Regions from separate parts of the Homo sapiens genome. Here regions 2 and 3 are each linked to region 1. A link is a contact called in ENCODE Hi-C or POLR2A ChIA-PET data. All regions are on one chromosome and are shown on one strand. Each heading gives the region's core, a stretch centred on a gene start or an enhancer-like site at or near the end of the contact. The rest is flanking DNA. Distances are from core to core; before and after follow the strand shown.

Evidence for each region. A loop is a pair of places that touch in the nucleus more often than their neighbours do. ChIA-PET counts read pairs that join two places held with the same protein, here RNA polymerase II (POLR2A). Pooled maps may share reads with other maps.
Region 2: a loop to region 1 is called in a pooled map, with 7 times the contacts of the local background. The contact joins two enhancer-like sites. A Hi-C loop is called at or near these places in 1 of 37 single-sample maps with no recorded cell type and 7 of 50 pooled maps. POLR2A ChIA-PET finds 5 or more read pairs at or near these places in 2 of 52 experiments (AG04450 and activated T-cell).
Region 3: a loop to region 1 is called in a pooled map, with 4 times the contacts of the local background. The contact joins the promoter of RFC5 here to the enhancer-like site in region 1. A Hi-C loop is called at or near these places in 2 of 168 maps with a recorded cell type or tissue (both HL-60/S4) and 6 of 50 pooled maps. POLR2A ChIA-PET finds 5 or more read pairs at or near these places in 3 of 52 experiments (GM12878, K562 and activated T-cell).

The regions. Positions count from the first base shown.
Region 1 is chr12:118,354,741-118,358,867 of GRCh38, forward strand. The region is part of intron 1 of TAOK3 (TAO kinase 3); the gene reads right to left. Among named protein-coding and RNA genes, the nearest start is that of TAOK3, 16 kb to the right of the region's middle. Within about 2 kb of position 2,216, at least 3 of the 41 ENCODE cell types and tissues checked have a DNase peak (open chromatin) inside an H3K27ac peak, as active enhancers do.
Region 2 is chr12:118,032,823-118,037,232 of GRCh38, forward strand. It overlaps WSB2 (WD repeat and SOCS box containing 2), which reads right to left. Exons shown (of 9, transcript NM_018639.5): 6 at 3,516-3,688; 7 at 2,392-2,502; 8 at 2,164-2,271; 9 at 1-1,536. The coding sequence ends at 1,374. It also overlaps a transcript of RFC5 not described here. Among named protein-coding and RNA genes, the nearest start is that of RFC5, 18 kb to the left of the region's middle. RefSeq lists enhancers at 2,791-2,850, 2,861-2,910. Within about 2 kb of position 2,189, at least 4 of the 41 ENCODE cell types and tissues checked have a DNase peak (open chromatin) inside an H3K27ac peak, as active enhancers do.
Region 3 is chr12:118,014,896-118,019,337 of GRCh38, forward strand. RFC5 (replication factor C subunit 5) reads left to right here and starts at 1,808. Exons shown (of 11, transcript NM_007370.7): 1 at 1,808-1,997; 2 at 4,177-4,241. The coding sequence starts at 1,933. RefSeq lists an enhancer at 1,516-1,685 and a silencer at 2,050-2,099.

The sequences.
Region 1 (4,127 bases), core at 966-3,465:
TCTCTTTTTTGCCTGCTGCCATCCATGTAAGACATGACTTGCTCCTCCTTGCCTTCTGCCATGATTGTGAGGCCTCCCAAGCCATGTGGAACTGTGAGTCCATTAAACCTCTTTCCTGTATAAATTACCCAGCCTCAGATGTCTTTATTAGCAGCGTGAAAACAGACTAATACATCCTGTCTCTGCAATTTTTTTTTTTAATTAGCTATCTGGGAGGCCAAGGCAGGAGGGTCCCTTGAGTCTAGGAGTTTGAGGCTGAGGCTGTGGTGAGCTATGATCGCACCACTGCACTCCAGACTAGGTGGCAAAGTGAGACTCTGTCCCAAAATAAATAAATAAAATAAAACTCATGAATGGTTTATTTCTGCAATTTTCCACTTTAGTATTTTTAGACCACAGTTCACCATGAGTAATTAAAACCACAGAAAGCAAGACAGGATAAGAGGGGACTATTGTATTCAAATATACATGTAAATATCTATGTTCTATTGTCACCAAAACAAAAAAAATTTTTTTAGCTGATCTAAAATCTTAAGACACAGTCCTAACTTTATCTGAGTGGTGTACTCAGAAGAAAACAAACACACTCTGCTGAGAAAATAACATTTTAAGAAATCAACACTTCACCATGTTGTTTCCCGGGCTGTTCCATCAAATTGGGAGGAAATGATCTCAATTGAAACAAAATGAAAAATGTTACTAAAGTGAAATTTGTCAGATTATATAATCATTTTGATGAATAATTATTAAATCTACAGTCGATCCCTGTCTCCTTCTTCCTATCCCCTTGGAATGGGTAGTACACAATGTGGTAAGAGGAAGGGCATAAATAAGATCGGTGGATTTCATCCCTGTGTTCCCTGGTACTTTCTAAATACTTCTATTATTATAACGCTGATTTTATTATCTATACATAATGCCATGTGTTGTTGTATCTCTTTCCATGATCACTTTCTGGTGAAGCTATGAATGAGAACTGAAATATCCAAAAATGGCAAAAATAAGCATAACTATTCTTGCACACTGAGCTCTTCCTTTACAGTGTGTGGCCAAAATTATGCTTTTCATACATTATTTCATTTAATCCTCACAACAATCCTGTGAAGTAGGTATTATAATTATATCAATTTTACAGAAGAAGAAACTGAGGTTTCGGGGAGGTTAAGGGATTTGTGCAAAGTCACAAAGCTAGTAGGTGGCAGACATGTTTATCTGCCACACTCTTATTAAACATTAAACTATCCTGCCAATCCCAAACCTATGTGACAGAAACTGAAAGTAAGAAATACCAGAAACCTGGATATGCTGCTGATCATGTAAAAGAATTAGGGAAGGGCATCAATTCTAAGAATTGTGTGATACAAATGATAGCTTCCTTGACTCACTTCCAACCTTTCCTTGAACTGAAAACATGGCATTCCATTCCTGAAGGAGAATGGGACACTACTATGCACTGGGAATGTAACTGTCCCCTCCCCTCTTTTAGTAGGATAACTTGCATTACTATTTGATGGTATTGACAGGATCTCAATATCTTCTCAATTTGGTCACTTTCTTTTTTTTTTTTTTTTTTTTTTGAGATGGAGTCCGGCTCTGTCGCTCAGGTTGGAGTGCAGTGGCACAATCTCAGCTCACCGCAACCTCCGCCTCCCAGGTTCAAGTGATTCTCATGTCTCAGCCTTCCGAGTAACTGGGATTACAGACTTACACCACCACGCCCAGCTAATTTTTGTATTTTCAGTAGAGACGGGGCTTCACCATGTTGGCCAGGGTGGTCTCAAATTCCTGGCCTCAAGTGATATTCCAACTTCGGCCTCCCAAAGTGCTGGGATTACAGGCGTCAGCAACAATGCCCGGCCTCAATTTGGTCACATTAAAAAAAAATGATATGGCCACGTGCAGTGGCTCACACCTGTAATCCCAGAGTTTTGGGAGGCAGAGGCAGGAGGATCTCTTGAGGCCAGGATTTTGAGACCAACCTAGGCAACACAGCAAGACTCCCTCTTTACAAAAAAAAAGAAACTTTAAAAAATTAGCCAGGCATGGTGGCACATGCCTGTAGTCTCGGCTACTGGGGAGGCTGAGGCAGGAGGATCACTTGAGCTCAGGAGTTCAAGGCAGCAGTGAGCTATGACTGTGCCACTGCACACCAACCTGGGTGACAGGGTGAGACTCTGTCTCTAAATAAACAAGCAAGCTACTACTTAGATCAGCCAGTTTAAGACTAACTAGGTTGGTTGGTAACATAAAAATGATTTCTTAATAGAATATCCAGTGACCCGAGCAACTTGCATAACTCCTACCAGTGAAACTAACCTTTAAAAAATGTTCTCAGTACATGAAATGTATTCATAAGATACTTCTAAAAATAACTCCCCACTGTAATTCCCTCCTTATGCATCTGGGCAGAGATGTCATATTTCCTTCACAAAGCTTCCTTTTATGTTGCAACAGTAAGAATCTCAATTTCAAGCTAAACCAGAACAATCTAGAACTATAAACTTTTTCATAAGACATGATTATTTGTATTAGTATGCTATATTTTATATAAATTGTCCACATGTGATGGGACATCCTTACGTTTTTAACTCAGAACTATTTTTAACTGGAAAACAAAGCAGCTGTAGTTTTAAATTCTGTCATCCTTCCCCCATCTTTTTTCTGCTAACACGTGGCTTTCCACAAAAGGGTCAGTGTGATCTTTGCAGATCAGAGATAAGGAATATAGCCACAATAAACTAGAGAAGGTTAAGCACGTTTTAAGTAATTCAGGAGTTTAAAACTTGTCATCTATGTATAAAACAAGCAAACAGTTATAAGTGGTTAAATAAACATGTACAAATTAATAGGATGGAGTTTGTAACTTCTACTTTTCCCTTCAACGAGTGTCATTTTGGCAGGCAGCCATATAATCTGCAATAATCTGTCATCACGAAGCACCACCCACTTCCTCTGCTTCACCCCCATCCAAGCTATGACTGGGATATTTCTGGACTGCTAATATAACATTCAGACAATCATAAAAGGCCTCTCAATGAAAGCTGAAATTAACATAATTTGTACTTTTAAGTTTTAAACATGCATAAATCTTAAGGAAAAAGAACGTGCTATATGACATCACATTTTAAAGATTATTTGACACTTAAAATTTCCTTTTTCATACATTAGAAAGAATAGCGCCCCCATTAGTAATATCCACTGCAATGCTTCTTAAATGAAAACATCCTATGCATAATTATAAGACTTAATTTACACATTTAACCTGCACAGTATTATGAGTTTGGATATGACAGTCACATGTTAGCCTATGCATTTTATTTAAACCTCATTCCAAGAGACTAGTGAAGTTGGTAAAGAAATTATTAAGGTAGCTTTCCTGATTTATAACATATTTTGCATTAACTTTTTAACATACAAATGATGACATGTCAAAAAAAAAGTATCTGTTTTCCTACTTAAACTAAATTCATTTTATGGACTATAGTAGTCACATAAATTGTTAATAACCGAATGGCCAACATGTTTTATTTTTATACTTTCATAAGTAGCTAACTCTATGTATTAAATTGATTTAAAAAGTTACAAAACAAAATAAATGTGACCAAACCCTCTGACTTTTCTGTCTCTAAATTTGGTATTACATTCAAGAAACAGCTCTGCTTTCTATACTATTTTCCCTTTCTGTGAATGAAGAAAAATAGGAGGCAGGCTTGTTACTTTTAAAGATCTCTAGGATGAATAGTGTGCCACTTGGAGTAGCTTGATTGTAAAATATTGTTTTAAAGTAATAATATCATCCATTAGCATAAACTGTATCCATTTAAGATGACCTTCAGTATATTTCAAGTTTTTTATTTAAAAGACTCTTCCGACAAAATATTGGTATTGTATTTCATGCTCAGCATTTACCTTAGTTATTCAGGAGAAAGAAAAAAATTAAATTTTTTTGAAAAATTGCCACTTTTATTTGTGGAATATCAAACTACAAATTAAATTAAATAGAGCACATGAATCCAATGACTTTTGAGGTTGATTACTCTCAGCTGGACTTTGAGCTAAGGCCATAAATATTTCACATGAAATTCAACAGAGTTTACTCATTTTTTTTAACAGTGTTTAGACACAAA
Region 2 (4,410 bases), core at 939-3,438, 320 kb before region 1:
ATGTGCCGTCACACCCAGCCCTGCTTGTTTTAAAAGGGGACTTTTTTTTTTCTTAATGGAAAAAAATGAAACAGAGAGCCAAAAGCTTTTAACTGTTGTTTTTTTCTTTTCTTCAATGAAAGCCTCTCATTTTGAAAAGACATGTTTTTCTTCAAGCAACAAAGGTGGTAGAGGAAATTCCTCAACTTTCTCAACGAGTCATGTAACGTTACACTGGCCTCCATAAAGCACCGATTAAGAAAGCTAAAGAATAAGATGTTGTATTTCTTTTAAAATAATTTAAAATATATTAAATTTTCCTAAGGCAGGTTTTGTTTGAATGAGGTGTCTTGATTAGATAACTACATGCCACTGAAGGAGAACAGTACTTTTAAGGAGCTATTTTTGTTTCGCAGTAGAGTTGAAACCAGCTGATTAATCCAATGAAGTTAAACAGCAGAGACAGATCTCGTACATAAGAGTATCAGCTAAAGTCATGACTACACCAATTCTTTACACAATTAAGACATCTTTGCAACTGTTCAATTTAAGTACTATGGTTTTTAGATAATCGAGAAAAACACAGTTGTACCTTAACATCTGTTGAGAAAATACAAATAAATATGATGCTAATAAATGGCCACTGATAACTCAGTAGCCATCTGAATAGTCATGCGGTTTAAGAATACATCCTTGTATAATCTGACATACAAATTTGTCATTTCCTGCACATGCACACCATTGTTAAAAAAAAAAAAAAAAAGCCAGTAATAGTGTCTGGATCGGTCAGGAGCACGGCCTCTGAGTCCCCTGTAATTTAGTTAAGCTAAATTAATACCTCATACCAAATGGCTCCAGGAAAACTGTCCTGCAGGTCAGAAGGGAGCCCAAGAAGAAAAGCACTTGGCCAACATCGAAGCAACTCTGACCACAGCAGGAGAGAACTTGAACCAATGCTACCACTGCATCAGAAACACAAGGATAGGTACTAGGCAGAAGCCATCGTTCCCAGCGGAGGGAGTGTGAGCTGCTCTGCCACTAGAGAGGCTCTGGAGGCCTACTTAGTTGCATAATCAAAACAACATCAGTAACTGCACTTTGAATCAAAACAAGCAGAAAGAGTTCAACACTTGCTGTTCATAACTGGACTGAAAATTTAACGTAAGGCTCTGTTGCCGTGCAAGTGGAATCTCTTCCTCTAAGACTGACTTTCACATGCCAGGGAGAGAAAGATCCATGACTAGTACACTGGAATCTGGTTTTGCTACATTCTATTCACAATCCCAAAGAAATGCTATTTCAATGCAAGACCAGATGTTTGGCCCATTATTCCAGCAACTCCCTTTGACAGGACGATTTACCCTGCTACAAAGAAGCACAAGATGTGGTGTTGCTTAAAAAGTCCTGTATGTGAGGAACTCTTTCATTTTCTTGGGGATTGGCAGTGCTAGGACTTGGTAAGTTGTTAGGAAACTTCGAAGGGCTTTCCGGCATAAGTGCTTCAGTGAGGACAGGACCCTAGGAGCTGTCCAGAACTGGACGTGGCCATCTCTTGTCCTAAAATGAAACAGAAACCGATGCTAAGACAGAGCTTGGATGTTCATGTTTTCATGAGGATGAATACTCATGTTTCTGTTTTGACTGCAAAGAGCAGGAGACTTCGGAGAGTGAAATGTAACCCTGACTGTGGAAATGGATGTAAAATTGTGGTGCTGAATAATTAAAGCTGCTGATAGGATTAGAAAAACTCAAGACACCTGTGATACCAAAGCGCTCTCTCTGTCTCTCTCTCGGCACAGCCCTTTCTAAATCTGACCACAGTTAGTTCAAAAGTATAAGGGGGAAGAGTGCCACCTACTGAATTATAGATGTTACCTGTAAAGTGGTCTTTTAGCCCTAAATGGTTTCCCATATATTATGCATCATCTCAATTTTATTCTCCCTTGTGAACTTGGCCCATTAGGTGGCATGACTTACAGATCTTTAATTACATTTAGGTTAAATATTCAGAGAAAATGGGACACCGTTATTAGCAAAATCGATCATTTGAGTTTTATATAATCTTGAATTGCCTTAAAGCTTTCCTCATAGGCAAGAAAATTCTAGATGGTTTCTTTCCTTAAAAAGCTCCATGGTATACTCAGCAGAAAGCACCACCCATCTGTTCAGCTAACAAATACATACCCTGTGGCAATGACTCCACCATGTGGAAAAAATGTGCAGCAAAGCCCATTGGTCATAGGAGCAAATGCAATGGGAGTTTTCAGTTCCAGGGCCCAGATCCTGAGGAGTCTGGATGGGGAGAGAGAACATCTGGATATTAGCTGACCCAGGGCCAGACCAAGAGGGCCTTGCTGCCATTACTTGCAAGCACTTGTTCTGAGGCCATGTAAAGAGAGTTCTCTTCGTTACCTGTCATCTGCCACCGTGGCAAGGTACAAGCCTTCTGGAGAGAAGCACACAGATCTCAGTGAGCTAATGTGGACGTCACTGTCATCCATGGCGGGGTCAACCTGGGTGTGGCTGGGAAGGAAAGAAACAGGATGGCAGGCCTGGAGTGATGGCTGCTCTCCACCCTCCATCATCACCCTAGGCAGGAAGCCAAACTGCCCTGGCTACAAAAGGGCTCAAGATGCATTGTGTGCCCCTCGTGGAAAAGCTTGGGATTTGCACACTGGGAAAAAAAAGGGTATCTCAGAAGGCTCCAGGTGTCCTGTGGATGAAGGGTTACTAACACTTCCTTGTGCTAATTTGCTTATGCAAAGTAGGTCAGCCCTCACTTTAATGCCACAGTAGAAACTGCAAGTCTTTTTTAGGCTAAGATACATGATAATTATAGGACTGCCTATTATTTGCTTCATAAAACAACAGACACAAAAGGAAAAAGGAGACCAAGTTTGTGAGAACATGAAACTCATTTTGGAAAGCACAGTTTCGATAAGAGGCTCTTTCTGAACTTGTTACTACAGTTATTAGTAAATGGAAATAAAGAGTCATATTGAGGCTTCATAATGCTGATTCCGAAGAAGTACACACAGCCACCTGAATCAGGAGACTGGAAGACACTCAAAGCTACTTGAGAGGGCTTAATTGACAAGGCATCACTAAGAAGCAATGAACCAGGCCAGGCGCAGTGGCTCATGCCTATAATAGCAGTTTGGGAGACTGAGGCGGTGGATCACCTGAGGTCAGGAGTTTGAGACTAGCCTGGCCAACATGGTGAAACCCCATCTCTAATAAAAATACAAAAATTAGCCAGGCCTGGTGGCGCACGCTTGTAGTCCTAGCTACTCGGGAGGCTCAGGCAGCAGAATCGCTTGAACCCGGGAGGTGGAGGTTGCAGTGATCCAAGATTGCGCCACTGCACTCCAGCCTGGGTGACAGAGCGAGACTCCGTCTCAAAAGAGACCCACTGTGCCTTTTTATCCAGCTTGTCCCCTCCCATGTCCCAGATTCTAAAAGAGACATGTCTAATCCCAGGCAGGTTCCTCATCAGTCCCCCCACAAAAAAGTCATAGCAGGGATTCAGTCCTTACTGGAGTGACCTCAGCCTTTCGCCGGTGTAGGGGTCCCACATAATCACATTGGTATCGTAAGAAGCCGTGACAAGCAGGGCAGAGTCGGGGGAGAAGTCACAAGAGACAACACTGCTTTGATGGCCCTCTAGCTTCCGAATTAACGTGTAGGACCTCATGCTCCATAGAAAGACCTGTGGAAAGTAAGAAGTGCCTGGTTAGGGCAGAAGCAAAGTGCTTAGGACTCAAACGGAGGGAGGGAAAGGTACCACCACCAAATCTGCAGGCCCTGCAGCCAGGGCTGATTCTCTATCCCTTTTCTACAGCTCTTCCAGAACGTGTGGTGTAGGTTTAAATAAGGCAACTGGTCTGGATTCTTGAGGATTTAAAACAATGGGCATGCTCAAGGAGCTCACTATAAGAGAGAATAAACCAGATCAGCCTTAGGAAGACCCCTGCTGAAACGCATGTGCAGAGACTTCTGAGTCTGCTTCTGAGTCCTGTTTGCCAATAGGGTAGTCGTATGTGCTGATGAAGACCTGAGCCAAGTGCTATCTTATTCCACTTAAAAATAAATGTCAGCGGCCAGGCACGATGGCTCATGCCTGTAATCTCAGCACTTTGGGTGGCTGAGGTGGGTGGATCACATGAGGCCAGGAGTTCAAGACCAGCTTGGTCAACATGGCAAAACCCCATCTCTACTGAAAATACAAAAATTAGCCAGGCATGGTGGTGCACGCCTGTAAGCCCAGCTATTTGGGAGGTTGAGGCAGAAGAATCACTTGAGCCTGGTAGGTGGAGGTTGCAGTGACCTGAGATCACGTCACTGCACTCCAGCTTGGGCGAAAGAGTAAGACTGTCTCAAATTTTTTTTAAAGGGTCAGAAGTGAAATCTGCGGCCACCCCACAAAGTAGT
Region 3 (4,442 bases), core at 558-3,057, 340 kb before region 1:
AAAAACAGAAGTGGGCTGGGTGTAGTGGCTCATGCCAATAATCCCAGCACTTTAAGAGGCCCAAGGCAGGCAGATCACTTGAGCCGGGGAGTTAGAGAGTGTAGTGAGCCGTGATTGTGCCACTGCACTCCAGCCTGGGTGACATAGTGAGACCTTCTCTCAAAAACGAAACAGAACAAAACCCCAGGAGTGTTCAAAGACCCCAGAATTTGGCAATACATGACAAATATTTAATGTGTTTCTATAACTTTAATTCAGAGGCATCTATATCTCACCTCAGCATGTGTCAGCAAATTAATTGTAAACATGTGCTGATTTTTAGCCTTAGTATTTAAGAAAAACTTGTTAATCATTTATGATTCCCTTCCTGGAGATAAAAATGAATAAAACCAGTTTTATCTTAAAAGAAAGAAAGAAAAGTTTAAAAATGGCATGCTAATGATCTAAGCCCCCAGTGTTAAAGTTTCCTGGGAGCAAGCAGAGTAGGGGCACTGTCACATCACAAGCCCTAGCTGATCCCCTTCTTCGGGGTCCCCAGGCAGGGGCTAGGGTGAAGCCATAACTGCCATCACATACTTGCCACTGTCCCTCTGCTGTGTTCCTGAAGCAGGTGACAGTGATGTAATCCTATGCAAAGAGTATTGCTACCTCCTAATCAGAACACTGCTGACCCCAGGCCAGCCTCAAAAATCCTCCAGGATTTTTGTCTTCCTCATCATGTTAAAAGAAAAAAAAAAAGAAAAGACTTCAATATGGATGCTTTGCATGCTCATTGCTGGAAAATACAGACCAGGCCAGGCGCAGTGGCTCACGCCTGTAATCCCAGCACTTTGGGAGGCTGAGGCGGGTGGATCACTTGAGGTCAGGAATTCGAGACCAGCCTATCCAACATGGCAAAATCCCATCTCTACTAAAAATACAAAAATTAGCCAGGCGTGGTGGCGCGCGCCTGTAATCCCAGCTTCTCCGGAGGTTGAGGCAGAGAATCGCTTGAACCCGGGAGGCAGAGGTTGCAGTGAGCCGAGATAGCGCCACTGCACTCCAGCCTGGGTGACAGAGCAAGACACCAAAAAAAAGAAAAGAAAATACAGACCAACAAAAAAGAAGAAAATAAAAGTGATCTAGAATTCTCCTCGCCTCAGGAAAAAAACCTAAAATGTTGATATCGATTCTCCTCAGTATCTCAGATCACAAGGACCTTGTCCTCTGTGTTCATGAACTAGACCTTCCAGCGACACAGATTAACCCAACTGGAAGTTTCTGTTTGTTTTTCTCTGGAGTCGTTTTCTGGAGGTTGGTTCCCTAAACTTTTTGGGCGAGGGGCACGGATTCCGGAGATAGGTAGGTTGCAGTTGTGTTTGTTTGGGGTTGTTTTCATTTCCAAATATTCACCTCCCAGCTTGGGGGCCGAGAGGTATCTCAAGCCTTCTTTCGCAAAGGCATCTATATTCAAGACCCAGCCGTTTTACTCGGTGTTGTTTTTTTTCTTAGATTTTTTTTTTTTTTTTTGAGCCCCGGCAGCTTTTGTTCCTTTGAATTTAAGTGTTTGAAGCTTGGCGATGGCAGGAATTGGCTTTGGCCTTGAGATCTTAATATGTAATGATGACTGGGGCTGCAGGGGGCCCTGCCTCTCCCGCTGCCCTGCTCTGGAAGCGCCTGGGTATCTGAGAGTTCAGAGCAGGCTGGAGGGGCGGAGCTTGGAGGGACGCTGGCGGCCCGCGCCTCCGGTAACCTAGCAACCGACGCCCTAGCAACGCGAGGGGGCGGGACCGAGGGAGGAAGTCGGAAACTGGTGGCCGCGTCTCGCGAGAGTTGCTTTTGCGCGCGAACTGTAAGTGCCAGGGTCTCAGGGTCAGGTCGCGGCTGGTCACTGTGCAGGCGCTTGGGTGACGCGACGATCTCAGCGGATCTGGTCACCTTCGTCTCCCCGCCATGGAGACCTCAGCACTCAAGCAGCAGGAGCAGCCCGCGGCGACCAAGATCAGGAACCTGCCCTGGTAGGAGGAGGCCGAGCGGCGGCGGTGGGCAGAGGGGGCCAGGCGGCCGCGCGGGGAGGAGGTGGCTGGGGTGGCAGGTGACCGGACCCCAACCCGACCTCTTCCCGTCGTCTCCAGGCCTGCAGCCGGGACCGACCTGCAGAGGTTTCCCCCGACACCCCCCAGCTACCCAGACTCGTCCGTTCTGTTTAGGGCTTTTGCCAGTTCTCACCCTTTCACCCCCAGCTCCATTTGCCGAAGAAGAAGGCGGCTTTCGCACCTGGTGACAGCACAGGGGTTCGATCCCGCGTCTCCTGACGCCTGCAATGGCCTCCATGCCAAAATGCCCTCTTCCCACTCTTCAAAACCTGCGATGCGACTATTGGTCACATTTTAAACTAGTAATAACGCTCCCTGGTCAACTTTTATTGAATGGCATATTATTAGATTAGCAGACGCCCTGTTAGATGTTCGATCCTTACAAAGACCGTAGGAGGTAGGCACCGCTTCAAATTTTACACAGGAGGAAACTGCATTTTAGAAAGATGTAATGACTTCCCTATGGTCCAAGGGAGAAAATTGGCTTGGAGGTGAATCTAGGAAGTCTGAATTCAGATCTTGTACTCTTAACCATCCTACTTAAACAGCTATGTTCTCGCAATGCTTCCAAGACTTTGAAGCAATTTGGCTTGGCTTCGAAAAGCTGCAAGTTGTCATTGTCTAGTAACTAGTTCAATTTGTCTTTATTGTGGTTAAAAAAAACCCAGAAGATTGACAGTTGTAACTATTTTATGTATTTACGTATTTTTTTTTTTTAGAGACAGGGTCTCGCTCTGTCGCCCATGCTGGAGCGCAGTGGTGTGATCACAGCTCAGTGTAACCTCAAACATTGGGGTTCAAGCCATTCTCCTGCCTCAGCCTCCGAAGAACTGGGACTTTTAGAGGCGAGCTACCAAGCCCATCCTGTAACCATTTTAAAATGTACAATTCAGTGGCATTAAGTACATTCAGAATGCAGTGTACTGTTGTGGAGTCTTCCCGCTATCTAGTTCCAAAATTTCATCACCCCAAATGGAAATCCTTTACCCATTGACAGTTACTCCCCATTCTCCCCTTCCTCTAGCCCCTGGCAACCACTAATCTGCTTTCTATCTATGGATTTGCCTATTCTGGACATTTCATGTAAGTGGAATCCTACACTATGTGGCCTTTTGTGTCTGGTTTCTTTCACTCAGGATCATGTTTTCAAGGTTCATGCATGTTGCTGCTTGTATCAGTAGTTAATTTCTTGTTATGGCTGAATCATATTCCATTGTATGGACAGAAGAGATTTTACCTATCCATTCTTCTGTTGAAGTCTATTTGGGTAGGAGTTCAGTTTCAAATGCACTTTGCAATAGTAGGTGCCCATCAGGTTGAGATTATAGGCAAACAGCTGGAAAGATGAAGTTAGAACAGAGTTTTCAACCTCAGCACTATTGACATTTTGGGCCAGATACTCTGGGTGGGTTTAGGGGAGCTGTCCTGTGCACTGTAGCATGTTTAACAGCATTCCTGGAGACTACACACTGAGTGCCATAGGACCCTCTGCCCACCTGTGACAACTAAGTATGTTTCTAGATATCACTAGATGTTCCTAGGAAGACAAAATCACCTGTGGTTGGGAACCACTGGTCTGTTCAAACTTAAAGTGCTTTCTTATTCTTCCTTTTTAAATTAGGATATGAAAGGATTCTGTTTTTTTTTTTAAGACAAGGTCTCACTCTGTCGCCCAGGCTGGAGTGCTGGAGTGCAGTGGTGCAATCTCGGTTCACTGCAACCTCCGCCTCCCGGGTTCCAGCAATTCTCCCACCCCAGCCTTCGGGGTAGCTGGGGCTACAGGGGTATGCCACCATGCCCAGCTAATTTTTGTATTTTTTGGTATTTTTTATTGAATGGCATATTATCGGGTTAGCAGACACCCTGTTAGTTGTTCTATCCTTACAAAGACCCTAGGAGGTACCCATAGAGACAGGGTTTTGCCATGTTGGCCGGGCTGGTTGGTCTTGAACTCCTGACCCCAAATGATCCACCCACCTTGGCCTCCCAAAGTGCTGGGATTACAGGCATGAGCCACTGTGCCTGACCTGCAAGGATTCTTTTGCACATAAAATATTCTTGCATTTATATATGTCATAATACATACTAAATTGTATTTCAGGGTTGAAAAATACCGGCCACAGACCCTGAATGATCTCATTTCTCATCAGGACATTCTGAGTACCAGTAAGTATTCATGTGTCAGTTGCTCTTGTCCTGCTTGAGCGACTTGTATAAATTGCTTGGTGATGTTGTCTCTCCTAAGTAATAACTTCAAAGAATCTGATTGCGCTTTGTAGAATGTGGCTTTAAGATCATTCATTCATTTTCTTCAGGTTGCTACAGTCCAGTGGGTAAGTCACAAACATGAGCATAAAATTGCAACAC